Regions from separate parts of the Homo sapiens genome. Here region 2 is linked to region 1. Evidence: chromatin loops called from intact Hi-C (ENCODE). Cell type or tissue: dorsolateral prefrontal cortex. All regions are shown on one strand. Each heading gives the region's core, and the rest is flanking DNA. Links, peaks and the distances in the headings are about the cores only.

Region 1 (11,240 bases), core at 3,274-8,273:
ACATTAAGCCTATGAAGCAGTCAACATATCTATCCTCTATTCACTCAATAAATGAAGACATAAGTGATGTTTACTAATGTACCATTATAGGCTGTGTAGTCTGATGGCTAAGGATGCTCCCAGATCCTTTACTTATTAGCAGTATGACCTTAGGCAAGTTACTTAACCTCTCTGTGCTCCAACTTCTCCACAGGCAAAATGGGAAGAAGAATCATGCCACGTACAACTATTACAAAGATGAGCTGATACACTTAGAACAGTGCCAAGTACAGAGTAAGCATTCAGTAAATTATAGCAAACTTTAACATAGGTCCATTTTAAAAGGGGAAATAATGCCCTTTCAATGAAGTGAAATCCATCCCACTGATTATAAATACAAACAAGCAAAGCTTATATTCTTGTAGGAAAATGAGAAGGGTCAAAGTTTGAATGACATAAAAATCCAAATTACTCTTAGAGTAACTAACAAAACAAAGGAATGATCATTTCATTATGTCCAGGATGAATTAGTCATAATTTGCCTACCATATCCAGAGAAAACTTCTGATTACTTAGCACAAACCCATGAATTATCTCATTTGGGTATAATGTGTCTGTGGACAGATTAGAGCCAGCCAAGCCCACAAGAATGGAATGTTGACTTGCTTATTCATTTATTCACATTTGTTCACTCAACAAACATGCTGAGCATCTATTATGTGACAGACACTGTTCTTGGCACTGGGAACCCAGTAGTGAACAAAACAAAGGCCCTGCCCTTGGGGAGCTGACAATCCTTTTAGGTGATATAAACAGCAAACAAATAAATACATAATATGTCAGGTAGTGAGAATGCTATATCTAATTAGGAAATTTGCATTTGAAAAATTATCTGCTCCTTAAAATACTAAAAGCAGAGGAGAAAGACTTAAAGACTAAAAAAGTTGCTGAACCACAATAATCTGTAAGGTGAGTCAACTTAGCTACTGACCCAAAACCTCTGCCAGGATCCTCTAAATGACAACAGAAGAGATGATAAGAAGAGACTGAGGCTCAAGGAAAGGGGTGTGTGCCCGCTTCCTTCATTCTTGCCAGGGCCAAAGGCTGGCCTAGCCCAATGTGCCCTGGAGAGAAGGGGGATGCCTCATGGGCCAGACAAAGCTGTGGCTTTGAGTCCCAGCTTCTGCATCTCTCCCTTGGCCCAGGGGTACCATCTGACTCCAGCTGTAGGCTCAGGCCACCCAGGTCCCCACAATTCAGTCCTGACCTGCTGCTGGTGGGATTTCTGGAGCTCTGGTCTAACATACAGGGCCCAGTGTCCAGATCCCCTTGACTGTTTCTGATCTGTACTCACGGTATGAAAAGTGGACTCTCTCCCTGTTCATAAGACTTATATCCTAAGCAGTGACTCATTTCTGGTGATGGAATTTCTATTTATTCCCTGTACCAAAGCCCATCTGCTCACCTGCTGAGCATTCCTGTACTCCTAGGACTTGGGACCATCTGCCTTTCTCCTGCTTATCTCATCCCCAAAACCCAAATCCAGCCTCTCATATGGCCCTGGGGTGGGCTCTGCGACCTGCTGGCAACCTGTCCTGGCATTTTTAAGTTGAGCCTTATTCTAGACTGCCCACCTATGAATATGTTTGCCTCGTCACTTCATGATGGAACCTGTTGCAATGACCAATTGTCTGGCCCATGGATTTTACTCTGCTGTCATAGAACTCCTGAACCCTTACTGCAGCTGCTCAACAGGATTTCTGCTGGGGCAAGCAGCTAGAGCCATCACTCAACACCCATCCATACATAATAACCACTATAAAAACAGATCAGTATGCTTCTAGGGCTTGGCCTTTACAGCAACTAACTCTACGTGCTGAATGTTGTGTCCAGATTGACTATTGGCATCTCCTTGCCCCTTACTGTATACAAGCAGCTCAGAATCAGATCTCCCTATATTATGCTGTGATTGTTTATACATCTCTTATTATCAGAGTTTCTATTTTTTTGATATGTATTTGATGCTGAACCTGAGGGCTAGCACATCACGGTCTCAACACATATATTTGTTGAGTGACCATAACTCAACAACGGCTGGCCTCCAGTTGACTGACCTCTGAGGTTTTCCTTGATTCAGCCCATACCTGAGCTGAAATCATGATAACCTGGCTTTTGGGCAGGGGATTTTTAAAGCCAACCTCTTTGTGGAACATTCTTCATTTTCTTTCTCTAGCCACAGTTTGGTGCTCTCATGAGGACACTGCTTCCCTTGTAAAGGTCTCAAATGGTGGTGGTTTCTTTACACAGCCCTTGTTTTCCTGGACTAGGAGGAACAGTTGGTGTCTTCCTTAATTCCCAATGCTGCTTCCAGATCATCCTCTCCTTGTTGCCTAAAAAATGAACTATATCTGCATTTTCTAAGAACTCTGTAGAGGTGGGAAATATAAGGGAAGACCTGGCTGCCCATTACAACTAACAACCCCAAATAAGTACTTTTTACTAGAATGAAGCCACTTAGCTCTCTCCTTAGTCAACAAAAAAATTCAGCCTAAAGTATGATGAAGCAAAGAACCAAGAGTTCCATATACTTTAAAAAATAGTTTGGCTGTATGTGCTTCTGGTAGAGACCATTGTCACTAAAGGTAATTCAAGAAGAAAATATGGTCCATTGATCAGAGTGTTTAGAATTGTATATTGTTGGTTGATAAATCTTATATGCTGTTGTAGTGAACATTTTTGTCCTTTTTTTGCCACTGGCATCCATTCATCCTACTTCCCACAAGAGCTTTTTAAAGCTTCATCCATTCCCAGTCTCAACTCACTATGGTTCAATTGCCTCCCCATCCTCCAAATTCAGTGATGGAGAACACAATAGTGGTCCAAGGTAATCAATGGGTCACATTCCTTTCATCACAGTAATTGGTTCTGTGATGGGCAGGTGCCCCAGAGTCTAGAAGACTTCCACTGGGGCTTCCAGGAAAGAGCCTCATTGTTTATTTGCCACTGTAAGCAAGAGGACAGCCTATCTGAGAATGTGGCCAAACTGAAAGAGAATCCAGAGTTGGAGAGAGAAAAACTGGAGATTGGTGTCATTGGTGTATCTGTAAGCCACACACTTGGACTTTCAGTTACATGAGCTGTGGAAGTCAAAGATGTGTTTGCCACACTGTTTCATCTTCCTGAGCACATGAGAAAATGACATTTCTCGGCATCCCTTGCAAGTAGGTTCGGTATATGAGACTGAAGTCTGTCTAAGAATTATGAGTAGAAGTGATGTAAACCACTTCCAAGCCCTCTCCAAAAAACATCCAATAAGATTCTCCAGTACTTCCCCACGACCCACCTTTGGTAGCAGCCATGGAGATGTTCCAGAAAAAATAAAAGAATGTACTGTGATATTGGCCCGGCGTGGTGGCTCAAGCCTGTAATCCCAGCACTTTGGGAGGCTGAGGTAGCCGGATCATTTGAGGTCAGAAGTTTGCGACCAGTTTGACAAACATAGTGAAACCCCGTCTCTACCAAAAATACAAAAAGTTAGCTGGGCATGGTGTTGGGTGCCTGTAATCTCAGCTACTCAGGAGGCTGAGGCAGGAGAATCGTTTGAACCCGGGAGGTGGAGGTTGCAGTGAATTGAGATTGTGCCATCGTACTGCAGCCTGGGTGACAGAACAAGACTCTGTCTCAAAAAAAAAAAAAAAAAAGAAAGAAAAAGAAAGAAACTGGGTGGTGGGTGAGGTAGGTGAAAGAAGCAGTGTCAGGGAAGACCTCTTTGTGGGAATGACATTTGAACAGATACCTGATATGCAAAGGCAAGCAAATAATGAAGCTACTGGGGAGAAAGAAAGAACGTTCCCATTAGATGAAATATCTAGTGCAAAGGCCCTCAGGTAAGAAAGGGGTTGGCATATTGGAGAAACAGAAAAGGGGGCAATGTCATTAAAAAGCTTATTGACAGTGGGAGAATTAAAGAGCTACAAATGAAACGCAACAGACAATGGTGCCTTGGACCAGAGTGGTAGCAGCAGAGATGGGAGAGAAATAGGCAAGTTCATGATTTTTTTTTTTAAGAAGCAGCAAAGACAAAACTTGTTTGTTGGTTGGAAATCAAGGAAAAGAAAAAGGGAGGAAATCAATGATGTCCCCCAAGTCTTTGGTTTTAGCAATAACATGGTGATGCCATTTAATCAGTTGTGAAGATGAGAAAAAAAAACAGTTTGGAGAGGAAAATAATCAGCACTTCCATTTTTTGGACATGTTAAGTTTGATCTGCTTGTTAAAGATCCATGTGGAGATGTCAACATAGACATCAGAGCTTACAAGTCAGAGCTTAGTTCCTCTGCACCACAATGATGATCACGATTATGGCAACTAATATTAACTGAGTACGTATCATATGGCAGGCATTATGCTAGGAGCTTTACATAGATTATCTCATTTAATCTCACCACATCCCTGTAACTAGTGCCTCCAATTTACAGATGAAATTGAAGCTCATACTTCCTTGCCAACATTAACAAGGCTACTAAGTAAATAAGCAGTACAGTTCTACCTTATATAGCATGAGACCTTGCTCTCTATAAGGGGCTTGAGGGGAAGAATAGTATCTTCTCATGCTTTTTTGTTTGTTTTCGAGACAGGGTCTGGCTCTGTTGCCTAGGTTGGAATGCAGTGGCACAATCTCAGCTCACTGCAACCTCTGCCTCCCAGAATCAAGCCATCCTTCCACCTCAGCCTCCTGAGTAGCTGGAACTACAGGCACACACCACCATGCCCAGCTAATTTTTGTAATTTTTTTTAAAGATGGGGTTTTACCATGTTGCCCAGGCTGGTCTCAAACTCCTGGGCTCAAGCGATCCACCTGCCTTGGCCTCCCAAAGTGCTGGGACTATAGGCATGAGCCACTGCTCCCGGTGTGTCTCATTCTTGATATCCTCAAAGCACTTAGCAAAATGCTTTGTACTTAGAAGATAATCAATCACTGTTGCTTGATTCCATTGCTCATGGGAAAAGACCAAATGACGTGATGCTAGGCCCAGACAGAGAAGGCATCCACTCTAATTCTTCTTTCTCTGCTCTTTCCATGTAACAAGGGGTTTCTGACCCATGGGCTCCCCTTCCTCTCTCACAACCACTTAAAGCACTATACAGAGGGATGTGTGCAGTGTATCATGACAAGATTTGGAGCATGAAATCACCAGAAACAAGGAAGGGTGGGGGTCTCAGTACCCAGCTTTCATTCAGTATCTCATTTAGCCCATGGTTTTCTACTGGGTCTTTCAGGTTATTGGGGTAGTCTTTAGTGTATTAAAGCCAAAACTCATTCTGTGCCCTGCCCCCTCCTCAATTCAGTTAGCTTTCAAAACAAGCTGAAATCGTGAACCGGAAGATCTGAGATCCTGATTGAATCAGATTCAAACAATTTAAACTGGGATTGGCTTTTCTATTTCTCTCTGGCCAAACATTTTAGGTCCATCTTCTACTTGATGAAATAGAAAAAGAAAAATCCAAAATACTCACTGTATATTCTACCTGCAATTTTAAGAGAAATGATGGTACTGAATTAAAGGTGAAGCCCCTCCTGCTTCTCTATGGAGGAGCATGAGGACTTGGTTTGGTAGTGGAAGCACAGCAGGTGGGGCTCATGCCGCTCCTCCTCTGAGCTGCTCTTTTCACCCTCCTTCCCAAAACTCACCCTTGCCAGTCCTTTAAGCCTCAGCTCCAATGACACCTGCTTCAGCACTCCTGGGATGGTCCACATGCTCTTCCTCTGAGTTTCTATCCCTGTGCTCATTCCTCTCTTCATTTTTTAAAAATAACAAGATGTACTATCAATGTTTCTCCCTCCCTCCTAGACTATGAGTTCCTCTTGGGGTGGGAACATGCTTTACCTATTTTAGAAACCCCAGGGCTTAGCCCAGTTCCTGGCAGATCCAGCGAGGTTCAAATAAATAGCTGTTGAATTGAATGGTGAACAGAGTGGCATTGTGTTAGGCGAGGAAACAGTATCCTGTGGACATGGGAGACTTTGGTTCTAGTCCTGGCTTTGGGCCGGCTCCTTATGTGCTGCAGGGTAAGCTCCTTACCCTCCCTGGGTCTATTTGTTCATCAGCCAAAATAATGAGGCTGGACCAGCTCAGCTCTGGAGGCCTCACAGCACTGGCACTGAGCAATCTGTGTGTGCAGATGGGAAAGCAGCTGAGAATAATGCATTCACATGGGCTGGCTCTCGAAGGCCTTCACCATTAATCACAATTCTCCAATCTGACAAAATCCCTCCCCAAACGATCTCAAAAGGATGCTGCACACAATGAAGGAGAAATAATCACCCTCAATTTCCAGAAAGAGAACCGTGCTCTAATGCCCACGAATTGTGTCAGTCTTTTTCTGGCCATGTGCATACACTGTGCTTCCCCTGGCTTCTCACTCCCAGCTTCGCCAGGGTGGGGGTGGGCAGGGGACATGGCTGGGTACCCAGCAACAGTGGGTTTCTGCAGACAGCTAAATGGCATAGAGAATATTCTGCATGTTTTAATCTTCAGTTCTGGTTCCAAACTCAACTTGAAAACCAAAGTCCTAAGAGAAAGCTAATGGCTTTCTGCTGAAAGTTTTCTGCCAAGTGCAAATCTGAATAGACCCGTGAAGAAAATCCTTTCCCACTGTTGCCATGACTCCAAGAGGTCCCCCGTACCATGGTCCCAAACTGTGGGAGGAGGTGAAAAACTGCATGTGATGCTTCCCTCCTGAAGCAGAGGCAAGGCAGCCGAGGGAGGAGAGAGGCACTGCCTATGAGGCCCCATTTTTCCAAATGCTTTCAAGGCAGAACTTCCGATGTGAGGTCCTGATGATGTCCAGTTAACTGCATTTCCCCCTCTCTCCAGGTGCCTCTTTTCCCCTTCTCTTTAGTTCTCTGTCTTTTCTGAATCTAGCCTTCCCCTGTGGATTCCTGAATCCACAATCAATACAGAGCTCTTCCAGTGGAATAGTAGTTTATACTTTCAAATACAGATGGTTGACAAATATTCCTAAATGTCTTAATGTATAAGATATCCAGTCTCTTCGATTAAGTACACATCTGAAAGCCAAGAACCATGTCTGCCACTTCTTCTGAATGCTCAACATAGAAGCTTGTCAACAATATGAAGGGAACCAAAATTCCCTTCAAAGACAGTTGTTAAGTTAAAGACATTGAAAATGCAGGGTAACACTCTGCCTCAGCCTGTAACCACCTGATGGCAGGGCACGAATCCTTCCTTCCTGGAGATGGCACTTCTCGGCCCAGAGGAGGCACCAAGCTGGCACCAGAGGAATCTGGGAACAGATTTTAGCATCTTCCCTCATTTTCCCGCCTTTTAAAACACCGCAACTGTTCTCTCTTTTGTCTTGTCACTATGTAGGATTTACAGATCCGTTAAAATACTTTTAAAGCAAGGCCCCTAAGCCACTGCCTTGAGAGAGAAATGCTTTTGAACCGAGGCCTTTCCCATGTGATAGGTACAGTGCATGTTAATAAACTTTTGCATGCTTTTCTTTTGTTAATCTGATTTTTGTTTTCAGAAAAGTGTCTCAGCTAAGAACTTTAAAAAAGGGGAAAAAAAGTCTGTTTTCTCCCCTAAATATATCTATCCAACATCAACAAACCAGGTCTTCAAGACATGCTCGTTTCCTAAGCTGACTTTGATAGGATGGGTGCTTTTACTCACAAAGATTGGTCCTCTCCTTACTTATCATTGCTGAAATCCATTTAACTGGGTTATTATGTTTTCTTGCTTGTATAATAAAAGTGATTTTTTCTACAGATACATTCATCATTTTCAATAATTAGAAAGTCATTTACCTAAATTACCCTCATTAGAATGCTGAACAGGAAATTGAAGTCCCTCCATATCTTATAGTCATAATATTTTACGATGTCTTCATTCTTATGGATCACAAAGCTCATGGTTTCTGTACCAAAGGAAGTGCTTTCTGGACCAGACAGAAGCAGTGGCTCTGCTTGTGATCCCAGTGCTTTGGGAGCCCAAGGCAGGAGGCTTGCTGAAGGCCAGGAGTTTGAAGCCAGCCTGGGTAACATAGTGAGGCGCTGTCGCTACAAAACATTTAAAAATCAGCAGGTTGTCGTGTTGAGCACCTGTATTCCTAGCAACTTGGGAGGCTGAGACGGGTGGATCCCTTGAGCCAGGAGTTCAAAGTTAAAGTGAGCTATGATCACGCCACTACATTCCAGTCTGGGCAACAGAGCAAGACCCTATCTCTTTAAAAATAAATAAAGAAATAAATAGTGGTTTCTGATGAGATCTGATGGTTTTATAAATGACAGTCTTTCCTATGCTCTCACGTGCTCACTCTTCTCTTGTCTGCTACCATGTAAGACATGCTTGCTTCCCCTTCCACCGTGATTGTAAGTTTCCTGAGGCTTCCCCAGCCATGCGGAACTCTGAGTCAACTAAACCTCTTTTCTTTATTAAAACAAACAAACAAAAAAAGAAGTAGTTTCTTATGTGAGCTTTTCTTCATATCATTAGGAATAAAATTGTCCTGAACCTGAAAACTGAACTATAAACAAGACTCAATACATTAATAGGAACTGAGGTTTTCTGTATACATAGGAATGTTATATCATTTTACCAAATTAAATGACGTAAAATGATAAAGGCTTCTGCAACAAAACAGTATTATAAAATGCCATATAAGAAACTTGCTAGTCATTCAAATACTGCAGAGTAATTATCACTGTTAGAAGTGGCTTTACAGTGTCTATACCTCATTCTATCATATCTTCCGAAGATAATGCATTTAAAATACAAAGTCAAAAGTTGCATTTCTGTTACATTTTTAAAATTTGCCCTTTGAAAGTCAAACAACAGACTGTATTTCTTTCTTCTTATCAGAATATTTGGAGGCTGATATAAATACACTTGTGCTTATCTGTGTCTAGTTATTTATAATCTCTAGGAAACATGACATTTTTCCTTCTAGAATTGGTTTTTAAAGCAGCAACCACACTATCATGCATATATGATACGGGGTTGCTTTGACAGGAAAAAGGCAATGTGTCATATTTCACTTGCTTAGACCTCCTCCAATCATAACTGAAAAGATATTCAAAGAATTATAACCGTAAGAATTACCAAACAACCGTCAACAAGGGGCTAAAAGAACATGAAGAAGACCCTGAGGGAGTGAGAGCTGAGGTTCATCTGTAAGCAGAAAACAGATGTAATATGTGGCTCAGGAAATTACAGGAGGCTAAAGTTGCCAGCACATGCCTGAAGCACAAGTATTATTTTTATGCACCAGTTTAGAAAACAATGAAGCAGAAAACAAAGCTTTGACCATTTGCTGAAAGGAAGTTTCAAATGAGGTCAATTCTTTCACATTCCCATTGATGCCAATGAAAATCAAAGTAGATAAGAGGTCCAGGATTAAAATAAAATTAAGCAAATACACAAAATCACTTTTCAAAAAGGAAACCTTTTATTAGCGTTTTTCATCCCTGAAAGATTTGTTATTTGTGAAATTTGTTCAGTGAAGCTCTCTTAAATGACTGCCCTTAAATGACTTTTGTGACCTTGATTACTCAACTTTTACTTAACTTTCTATAGATTCCAAGTTGGACTGAATGCATTTTTATTACATTTGCATAACAGCAGAGGCGTTGGATCTTCTGGCGTTAGATTCCGTAGGTCTTCTTTATTTATGCTGGGAACAAGTCTTGGCTCTTTCCTCCTCTTGACTTATCATATCGCTGAGTTGGGCCACAGGCTCTGGGTCTTCCTGCTGGTTCTGTCCAACTTTTCCCCTTGTAAACAGGCTCTGGGACCATCTATGTCATATCATGGCTGCAGCAACAGACAAGAGCCATGCTGCTCAAACTTCAATGTGCCTAAAATCACGGGGGTAGGGGGTGTCTTTAAAATGCAGATTATGATGCAGTAGGTTTGGATGGGGCCCAAGAGTCTGCCAAGTGTCGCTGATGCTGCTGTTCTGCACAGCTCACTTGAGTGACAAGGAACCAGGTTGTTTAATCAAGTTCTTGGGCCCCAGTCTCCTCTGGTGAGCCAACATGTCAAACCAGCTCTTGGACAAACAGGACTTCTTATCTATCCAGGTTACTATTTCCCATGAAACAGGTGATCAGAAGAAAGGTAAACTAAGGAATGTGAAGAGAATCAGGGAGTGAGGGAAAGGAAGGATGACATAAGATTTGGATGACATTATAGAGGAAGGGAGGTTGTGGTGAATATAATATTCTTGGGTACAACATGATTATATGATTATGATTGGGGATTATAATAATATATAGAAATAACCTGATTGAGGATTCTTGGTGAGAATATGAACAAAACCCTAACAAAAAAGGCACACGTGATTGACTGCCCAAAGAGTTCTGAACTACTTTCCATCCAACATTTGTAGTTCTTTTCTGATGAGTAGACATTACCCAAGCCAATCATACAACACTTTCTGGTGAAGAAGTGGTGGTTAAGAATAATGTTTTGGAGTCTGACAAGAGGTCAGAATCCTCTTGTTACTGTTACTAGTGTTAGGCAAGTTACCAAAGCTCTCTGGACATAAATTTTCTCATCTGTCAAATGAGATATTAACAACTACAATGTAGTGGTATGAATTAAATGAGAAATGTGGTATGAAGTACTTAATACAAAGATTGGCACAAAGTAAACCATCAATTCATATAAACTATTATAAATATTATTAAAAACAAAATACAGGTTCTACATACATGTATTGTTACAGTTCACTTTCAAGGTGATGATACTGGCAACAAGGAGATGAAAAAGTGAGGCTCAAATAAACTTTATATGAAAGCTGCCCGAGTGCCTGGGTAATATCTGTAATATTGCTGTCTGAAGCCTAATGCTAAACACCAAGCAGTCAATAAGTCAAAGAAATACCTGATATTTAATATTTTCAATCTCCTTTGACTTATCTTCTAGTTTAGTTTCCATGGGAATCTGTGCTTAGGGGCAACATCAAAAGCATACTGAAGAAAATCCACCTAGTTCCCAATGTGTGCCTTCCTGCTTATTAATGGAATTGTAGTTAATAGAATGGCACACACCTCTGAGATTGTCTGGTGCCCCCTGCTCTCCATGGCTTCGGACTATGTCACACTTCAAGAAATATTCTAGCGGATCTCTAACTCATAGCCCATTTTATATCCATTATTGTCAATCTGGCTCCACATCTCCCATGCAGAAAAGGGTATGATCTTCGTGATAACTGTTTCCTTTTGCATTCAA
Region 2 (8,120 bases), core at 3,121-8,120, 75 kb after region 1:
GAAAACAGTCTTTGCACTGCCAGTAAGTACCATGTTGTGTTTCACAGGGAGCAGCTTAGACATAATAGCAAACAAAATCCTGAGCCTCTCATCCTCCACTCTTCCCCAAGCAGGTTTCAAATACCTCACATGACTTAAATGTATAATGATATGCACTTTTAACACTGGCTTAAAATTCTGTCTTTAGGACTAGACATCATCTACCATAGCAGTAACAATTTATGTCAAGTCAAAGTATACTTTATAATTTATTTTACATGTGTCATGGATCTCTCTTCCAGGTTATGGAAAATTAATATATTTTGGCAGGCTAAAATACTTAAGCACTCAACAGAAAGCTGACTTAATTGTTCCTTTCCTTAACAAATTTTAATAAGGAGTAGATACTGTTAGTGATTTTGGTCCCAAGCTTTTAATATATTTATTTCTTCCCACCCCTTAACTACATACCCACGTGCACACACTTACACACAATCCTTATTATAGAGTAACATATTGATCATAGACTATGTGGAATACCACAAACAGCCCTGCCATAATTCCAGCATACAGTTTCTGTCCATTTTGAGAAGAAATGTCAATTTACATATGTTATAATAATTCCACTTCCAAGTCTATACTTATTAAGAAGAAAAACAGGAGGTATGTTCAAGGCTTTGCTCTTAGAGAGATGTGCATGATTCCTCAATACATGGTAGGGAAATACAAAGATAAAGTACATTCTATGAGGTCCTCTTTATTTATAGTCAAATGCATGGAGTTCTGGCCCCCATGTTAAATTTTGGGGAAAGCATATCACCAAGGGCTGCTGGCAGCTGAGGCATGAAACACTTCAGCCGGTTCAGAGTTCCCTATAGTGGCAGGATACCCAAGGGAGCAAAGCTAAACATCTGGCCACTTTAGTTATCATCTAACAAGCGCTTTTCATGCTGAAATGTTGGTTTTGTTTGTCTGTTTGCTTTTCCTCTCTGTCCTCCCTGACATTCTTTTCCTTTTATGGTTAATAACAGAGGGGGGAAATACTTTAAGGCAAGAATCTCAAAGCCTTATATTTAATCACAAAATCTTAACTCAATCATTCCCAAAGCTTTACTAGAGAATAGGTGGAATTTCCTTTAAAGATGAAAAAACAGGAAACATACAAAAGCAACAGATTTTTAATCCTGATTTACTCAATAAATATTTCTTGGGCATATAGAATATACATGTGGGGGGCATACTATACATATGCTATTATCTTTCTCAGTGTTAAGGGAGATGAAAAAATGAGTGTGTGGGTGGGTGCATATTTTGAAAGGACAAGAGAGATGGAAAAGATGAGCATGAGCTGCTGGAATCCAGAGTGGTACAAAGCACTGTGAGAGTTTAGATCAGGGGTCAGTAAACTGAGGTCCGTGGGACAAATCCATCCCACTGCCTGTTTGTGTACTGCCTTGGAGCTGAGAATGTTTTTTATGTTTTTAGATGGTTGCAAAAAGTTAAATGAGAAATCAACATTTTGTGAAGCAAAAATGATATGAAATTTGAATTTTAGCATCCATAAACAAACTTTGGTTGAAATACAGTCACACTAATAGGTTTACATATTGTGTACAGTTGCTTTTGCACTACAAGGGCAGAGTGGAGGAGTTGTGGCAGAGACCATATGGCCCACAAAACCTATTTACTACTAGCCCTAAACAGAGAAAGTTTGTCAACTTCTGGTTTAGAGGAAAGAGACACTAGCTATTAGAACTAGGTAGGGAGTCACTTTCGTTCAATGTCATGATGAAGGAAGTGAGACATCTACCTTACTTTTCTGTACCCTTTCATATTTTATTTGACCCCAGCGGCCCTGTGCAGGAAGAGATGGGAAGGGCAGGTTTCATCATTTCCCCTTTTGTAGCTGGAGAAGCTGAGGCTCAGACCAACCTGGAGACTTGTTCACTGTTGATGGCTAATTATGGCAGCACTGTATTCCAGCTCATTCTGAGTCCTTGCCACCCCACAGGGCCAAGAATGGAGAGATGTCGGTGCAACAGTACTATGGTCTGAATGTGGTTCATCCCCACAAAATTCATGTTGACATTTAATCCCCAATGTGGCAGTATTGGGAGGTGCATGGGTCATGGGGGGTGAATCTCTTATGAACAGATGAATGTCCTCCTGCAGTGATGAATGAGTTCTCACTCTTGCAAGGATGGAATAGTTTCCTAGACAGTGGATTGTTAAAAAGAATCTGGCTTCCTTGGTTTTTCTCTCCTTTCCTCTTTCACCATGTTATCTCTTCGCACACACTCGCTGTCTTTCCACTTTCCACTATGAGTGGAAGCAGCATGAGACCCTTACCAGATGCAGCTGCCTGGTCTTAAACTCTCCAGCCACCAGAATTGTGAGCCAAATAAACTTCTTTTCTTTGTAAGTTACCCAGCCTCAGGTACTCTGTTATAGCAACACTGAATGGACTAAGACAAACAGTAACACACACACACACACACACACACACACACACACAGACATCCCAAGTAGGATGAAGGCATCATAAACAAGAGAGTCAAGATGGGGCAGTGGGGATGGGAAGCTACTGCTGGGCCCAGAGGACAGAATAGACTCCAGGACCAGCAACTGTCTGGGCCCATTCCTGTGCCTAGACCTGAGGCAAATCCCCTTTGTCCTGTTTTGTAGCCACTGAGGAACCTCTGAGAACCTCAAAGTCCAATCTGCAATATAAGTTCTCTCCTGATGTGGTTATGAAGAGTAAATTAGGTCATTATGAGAAGTAAATGAGTTAGCTGTGTACAGTACTTAGCGCAATGCCTGACACTTTGTAACTTGTTTTTAGTCACTGGATGGGGAATCTGCTGAGCTTTTAAAAAAGGAATTTATGTGTACTTTGATAGCTAGCCTGCCATAAAGAACACAATCATACCTGAACATAAGATTAGGTTAAGCTTTCATATGACCTAATACTATGGAAACATTTCATCTGTAGAACAAATTCTAGCTCCTTTAGGAGAGAACTCTTCCAGGTACTAGCTCAGGGAAAAATGATTCTTATATTTTCAAGTTATTTGGAAGGGAAGTGGGCGTAGAAACTATTTTCACATCTGGGAAGAAATAATATTAGGTTAAAATTTAGAATTAAGTAATTTAACTAAACATCCAGAACTCTAGAGGCTAAGAGACAGCAGCTAGGAAGAGGGGCAGGAAGAGTGAAGGACAGGAAAGAATCGTGAGGAACCAGCTCAGCAAGGAGGTTGTGGCCCAGTGACTTGACACGGTCCCCACAACCCAAGAAAGCCACAGATCTAAGAACAAATCTATTCTTCTTACTCCACTTTCCCTTTTCCACACTAATGTAATTTCTTCTTTTGGAAACAAAATGTCTACTCAAAAATAAAGTTTCTCTCTGTGATTACTGCATCATTTGTCCATACCACCAAATATCCAAATATGCTAACAATTCAAAAAACGAAAAAACAACTTTTGACATGAAATTATTTCATACTATAAGAAAATAAACACTCTTCTGATAAATGTAATACAATACAGCAGTGTTTTCTAAACTGCATATTAGGGTTCACCAATGCAGAGATTACTTCAGTGGGTTGGCAAACATACAGAACAGAAGAGAATAGGATAGGAAGCATCAGGGTGGATTACACATAATAAAGGACAAGTATTGTTGAGTGAAACTTGTTTCAGTGATGTATGTGTGTGTGTATATGTGTTTACACACATTCATCTATGTTGCTAGCCTATCATCTAAATTGTGTTCTCACCAGGAATCATGGCCAAAAGTGTGTAAAAGCCACTGCAACAGAATGCAACCCACTTTAGTAAAGTCCAGTATAAAAGTCCAAATTCACTGAATAGCCAATGTAGGGGGTAATTATTCTTGTTAAGTGGAATTTCCTTAAATGACTCTAAGCTCGTCCTCTGCTTTTAAAATATGCTACAATTTACAAGAAAAAGGAATTTATACATACTTTGGCAATTATCCTTCTTTAAAATAAAGTGTGCCTGTTAATAAATGCAGAATTGATCTCGAGATACAAAATTTATCAATAGTCAGAAACATAACGATTACATTATTTGGAATGGTGGCCAATTAATTCCATTAGGAAATAAATCATTGCTGTATTTGCTGTATTTTTCATACAAATTGTATGCTAATTAATCCACATGGAACAGAAGAGGAGGCTGAAAAGGAAACTTAGTGTGTAGGGATTGGTTTTGCCACCATACCTTGACAACCTCCTGTGATCACTTTACATATACAAAAAGATGAGATTCTGTCCTCCAAAATGTGTATTTCAGAAAAGAGAAAGTTGCCTTATGTATAAATGCTTACAAAGTCTCCCATATTGTGGGGTATTCTCTTAATTACCTTCTTCTGAATGCCAAAAACCCTGTTACCTCCAAGATAACAGAAATTGAAAGCCATGTAATTCACTAATGCTGGATGTGACGGCAACTGATTTTAAAGAGAGAAACCATGAAAAAACATATTACCTGGTAAGACTGCAGATTTCATGAAAAGGAGTTGTGTGTTTCAGAGGTTACTTAAGAACTATTTGGAGAAGATAGCCGGAAATAAACTCAATCAACACAAGATAGGGATACTTCTGAAGGCTATGCAATTGAAAGAAGATAAATGACTGAATGAATACAGAGTAAAGGAGGCCATGATTTTAACACCAATTGAAGTAAATATTCCTGGGAAGGAGCTTTACAATTGCTTGTCTTGGATGTCTTTACACAAGACATACAGAAGTGCTGGGTTGCAGAGATCATAAATATACTCCTTTAGGAAGAAAGGATAAAACAAACGTTCTTACATTAAGTGAATGAGCACACAGGGTTTGGAATAAAGTTTGTGGTGGTAGCATCATACAGAAACTCAAGAAGTACTATATCTCAAAAAAGTTAGATAGAAATGAACATGACAAAAGTGGCCTAATCATGACAAAGACTCTAAAGTCAAAAAAGTATGTGAAGTATTTGAATAAATGATTTCATAAAATGTGAGAATGGAAGGATGTCATATTTCTAAATTAATAATTTTATATAATGTGACTTCAATTATATGAAAGTAAACTAATAAATTAAACATAAGTAGATACTTCACTCTTTGCCTATATTCCTAGAATATGCATATTCAAGTTGACATAAAGTCTTTTTATAAACGCTCTTGTTGGAAAACTGAGGGCCACCCTATAACAGAGCGTATCTTACACATGAGCATATATAGTACTCTGCACCTCAGATAACTGAGGGTGGCCAATAGTTGGCTTGTGAGTGAACAGAACTGCAGGCAGTTGTCACAATACATTAAAATCCCTAAATTAAAATAACTGCCATCAAACCAATTATTATCTGTTAAAAATTCTTTATGATACCTCTGTGCTGTGTTAAACAGGGGTCCCATGTCCACTTCTGAGTTCAGCTATAGCTGTATCGACAGTCTCCAAATACACTGACAGTTTCCCACTTCCACCTGGCTCTGCCTCTCTGCTTCTCTGCTCAAGAGCTTTCTTTGGTGTCTCTGGAGCTTGCTCAGGCTAATCTTAGCAGCCCTAAAGTACTGAAGATTTAATATCCCTAGGGAAATGGTGGATAAAGACCCCACTTTCTCCACTGCTTGGTGGACAATCCTAATGTGCAGTCTATATAATGCCAGCAGAGCCAAGCCTCAGCTGCCCACCGTGGTAACCTGCTCATTAACTCACCTCTTAATGGGCTTTCTTCCCTCTCCTGTGTCATTTTCTCCATTCTCTCACTTGTGCTTCTTGAGGTTGTCTCTCAGATAAACTATTCTGAACTCAAGTCCTCATCTCAGGGTCTGCATGCATAAACTGCTTTAGCATCCTATGGCAATTCTGTGTCCTGTTTGAAAAACAGCTACCTATCTGCAGAAATCAAGGTAAACGAGCTTTACCCTCATTCTTTACACCTGAGTTACTTAAATCTTTGGAAATTTCTCATCAATTCCTCTCCGTAAGTATTTGATAAACCCTTACTAATGCAGAGAGTCAGTCTGTGTTATAGAGTATACCCAGATGAACAAAACAAAGTTCTAGCCTCAAGGATCTTATACTTGAGAATGGAACATGAAACAAGGAAGAAGAAAAGAGAGCAATATTTAAAGAAGATTCAGGACACAGAAGAGATGTAAGTTCCAAGGAGCAGAACTACTTCCAGCTGACTAGTATTTCATCACTACCCAGACAGAATCACGCTTTGTTTTCTGATGTGATCTCGGCTCACTGCAACCTCTGCCTCCCAGGTTCAAGCAATTCTCCTGCCTCAGCCTCCCAAATAGCTGGGACTACAAGCATGCGCCACCATGCCCGGCTAATTCTTGTATTTTTAGTAGAGACAGCATTTCGCCATGTTGGCCAGGCTGCTCTCGAACTCCTGACCTCAAGTGATCTGCCTGCCTCAGCCTCCCAAAGTGCTGGGATTACAGGCATGATTGTTTTCTAACTTAAATACATTTGATTGAGGATATTCATCTTTATATAAACCCAGTACTGATTCATAGGTCAGCCCAAATACAGTAGATGGTAATACAGCCTTATGGGCAAACAATTGAAAATGAAAGGCAAAGCATTTTATTGTGAATTCCCTAAGTGACTGCTCCAGGTAAACCAAGGAAACCAATAAGGTTTCCCTGCTGTCCCTTGAGGATGCCAAACATGTTCTTATCCAGCCTTTTCATTTTTGATATCCTCTCTGCCTAGAAGACCCTTCCCCCAAATATCTGCAGGGCTCACTACTTCACATCTTTCAGCTCTTTCTGCTTAAGGTCTTCCCTGACCATACTATATAAACTAATGTCACCCCCCACCCACCCACTATCATCAGTCCATTGCTCTCTCTCTTTTATTCTTCGTCATAGCACTTACCACCTGGCATATTATGTAATTACTTATTTATTTATTTTTAATCTCCTTCCACTAAAAGTTCTGTGATATTAAGGACATGCCTCCCCCCACCCCATATTCCTTGCACCTAGAATAGTTTCTGGCCCAGAGAAAGTGTTCAATGAGTGTATGTTGAAGGAATGAATAAATTTCATCATTAAAACCTCAAAATCACCACTCATTACAGTTGAAGTTCCATAAACTCACCTGGAATCATGACATAATCCCATAACTCAAGGATCTAAAGGGTTCACAATCATTTTGTGAAAAATGTGGGGTTTTTAAAAATAAAGCTTCAATGTATATATCAGGTATGAATAAATAGTTTTAATGCTATCATAAACTTGCACAGGCCATAAAAGGCAACTCATTCGATGTCCATTGTGTAAGAATGAAATCCTGAAATTTAAAATTTTAGATACTGTTGCTAGCTTACTTAAAAAAAGTTTATTCATGTATTCATGTGACAAATGTATATTGAATGCATATGATGGGTATGGTATTGGGCGAGGTGCTATATTTGATTTTTCTTTTGAAAACTGACTTTACATGTACGTCACTGTAAAACCATATTCTACCATTACAGATAGAAAAAGCTCATCCTTTAAAAAAACACTTACATTTTTCCCCATTGTTTTACTATAAACTTCTTAAAATTTAGCTCAGATCTCTGAGAGAGAATATTTACAGGAAATACAAGTGGAGTCTTTTATTTGGATAATTTTAAAGGTAAACATTCTCCTCTTTTTACTGCATTTAAGGGAATGAAGAACCACTGTATTTAGTGAGATTAAATGCTCACTATACAAAAATTACTTAAGTAGTTGTCAAACTCCAATTATATAGCGTTAATTGGTTTCACTACAAATTCCTGCTTTTCAAACACATGAGGTCCTCATGGTTGGGTAATGATCTTTTATTCACTCCTAATTGACTCACTGCTCTGTTTCCACAATGCCCACAAGTCTTTGTCATTCTACTCCTGGCTTCAACCTGCCCACCTCTCTTTGACCTCACTTAAAAGACTGTGGCCAAATTCCTTTCTTTCCACCTCAAAATTCCTATGCTTCTGTCTCAAAAGAATCCTTCCTTTGCTTTCATCTAGTATCCTCCCATCTTCTTGAAGACTTAATTCCCTCAATTGAGCCTCTCCCTTACATTTTCAATCTCTTTTTCCCTCAATGGATTGTTCTCCTCAGCTTATAAAGCAGG

The links. Hi-C counts contacts between places; a loop is a spot of excess contacts. Peaks named below come from ENCODE experiments on the same cell type or tissue, not always from the same donor. Only the 100,000 strongest peaks of a DNase experiment are listed, where the experiment ranks them.
Region 2: it touches region 1 in a loop (2.1-fold over the local background); 6 of 110 quality-filtered maps call a loop at or near these places.

The regions. Positions count from the first base shown.
Region 1 is chr9:69,584,364-69,595,603 of GRCh38, forward strand. All of the region lies in intron 1 of APBA1 (amyloid beta precursor protein binding family A member 1), which reads right to left. Among named protein-coding and RNA genes, the nearest start is that of APBA1, 82 kb to the right of the region's middle. In dorsolateral prefrontal cortex, for the core only: no CTCF peak of the experiment used is centred there; a DNase peak (open chromatin) is centred at 6,076; H3K27ac peaks cover 1,572 bases.
Region 2 is chr9:69,659,563-69,667,682 of GRCh38, forward strand. All of the region lies in intron 1 of APBA1 (amyloid beta precursor protein binding family A member 1), which reads right to left. Among named protein-coding and RNA genes, the nearest start is that of APBA1, 8.7 kb to the right of the region's middle. In dorsolateral prefrontal cortex, for the core only: no CTCF peak of the experiment used is centred there; no DNase peak of the experiment used is centred there.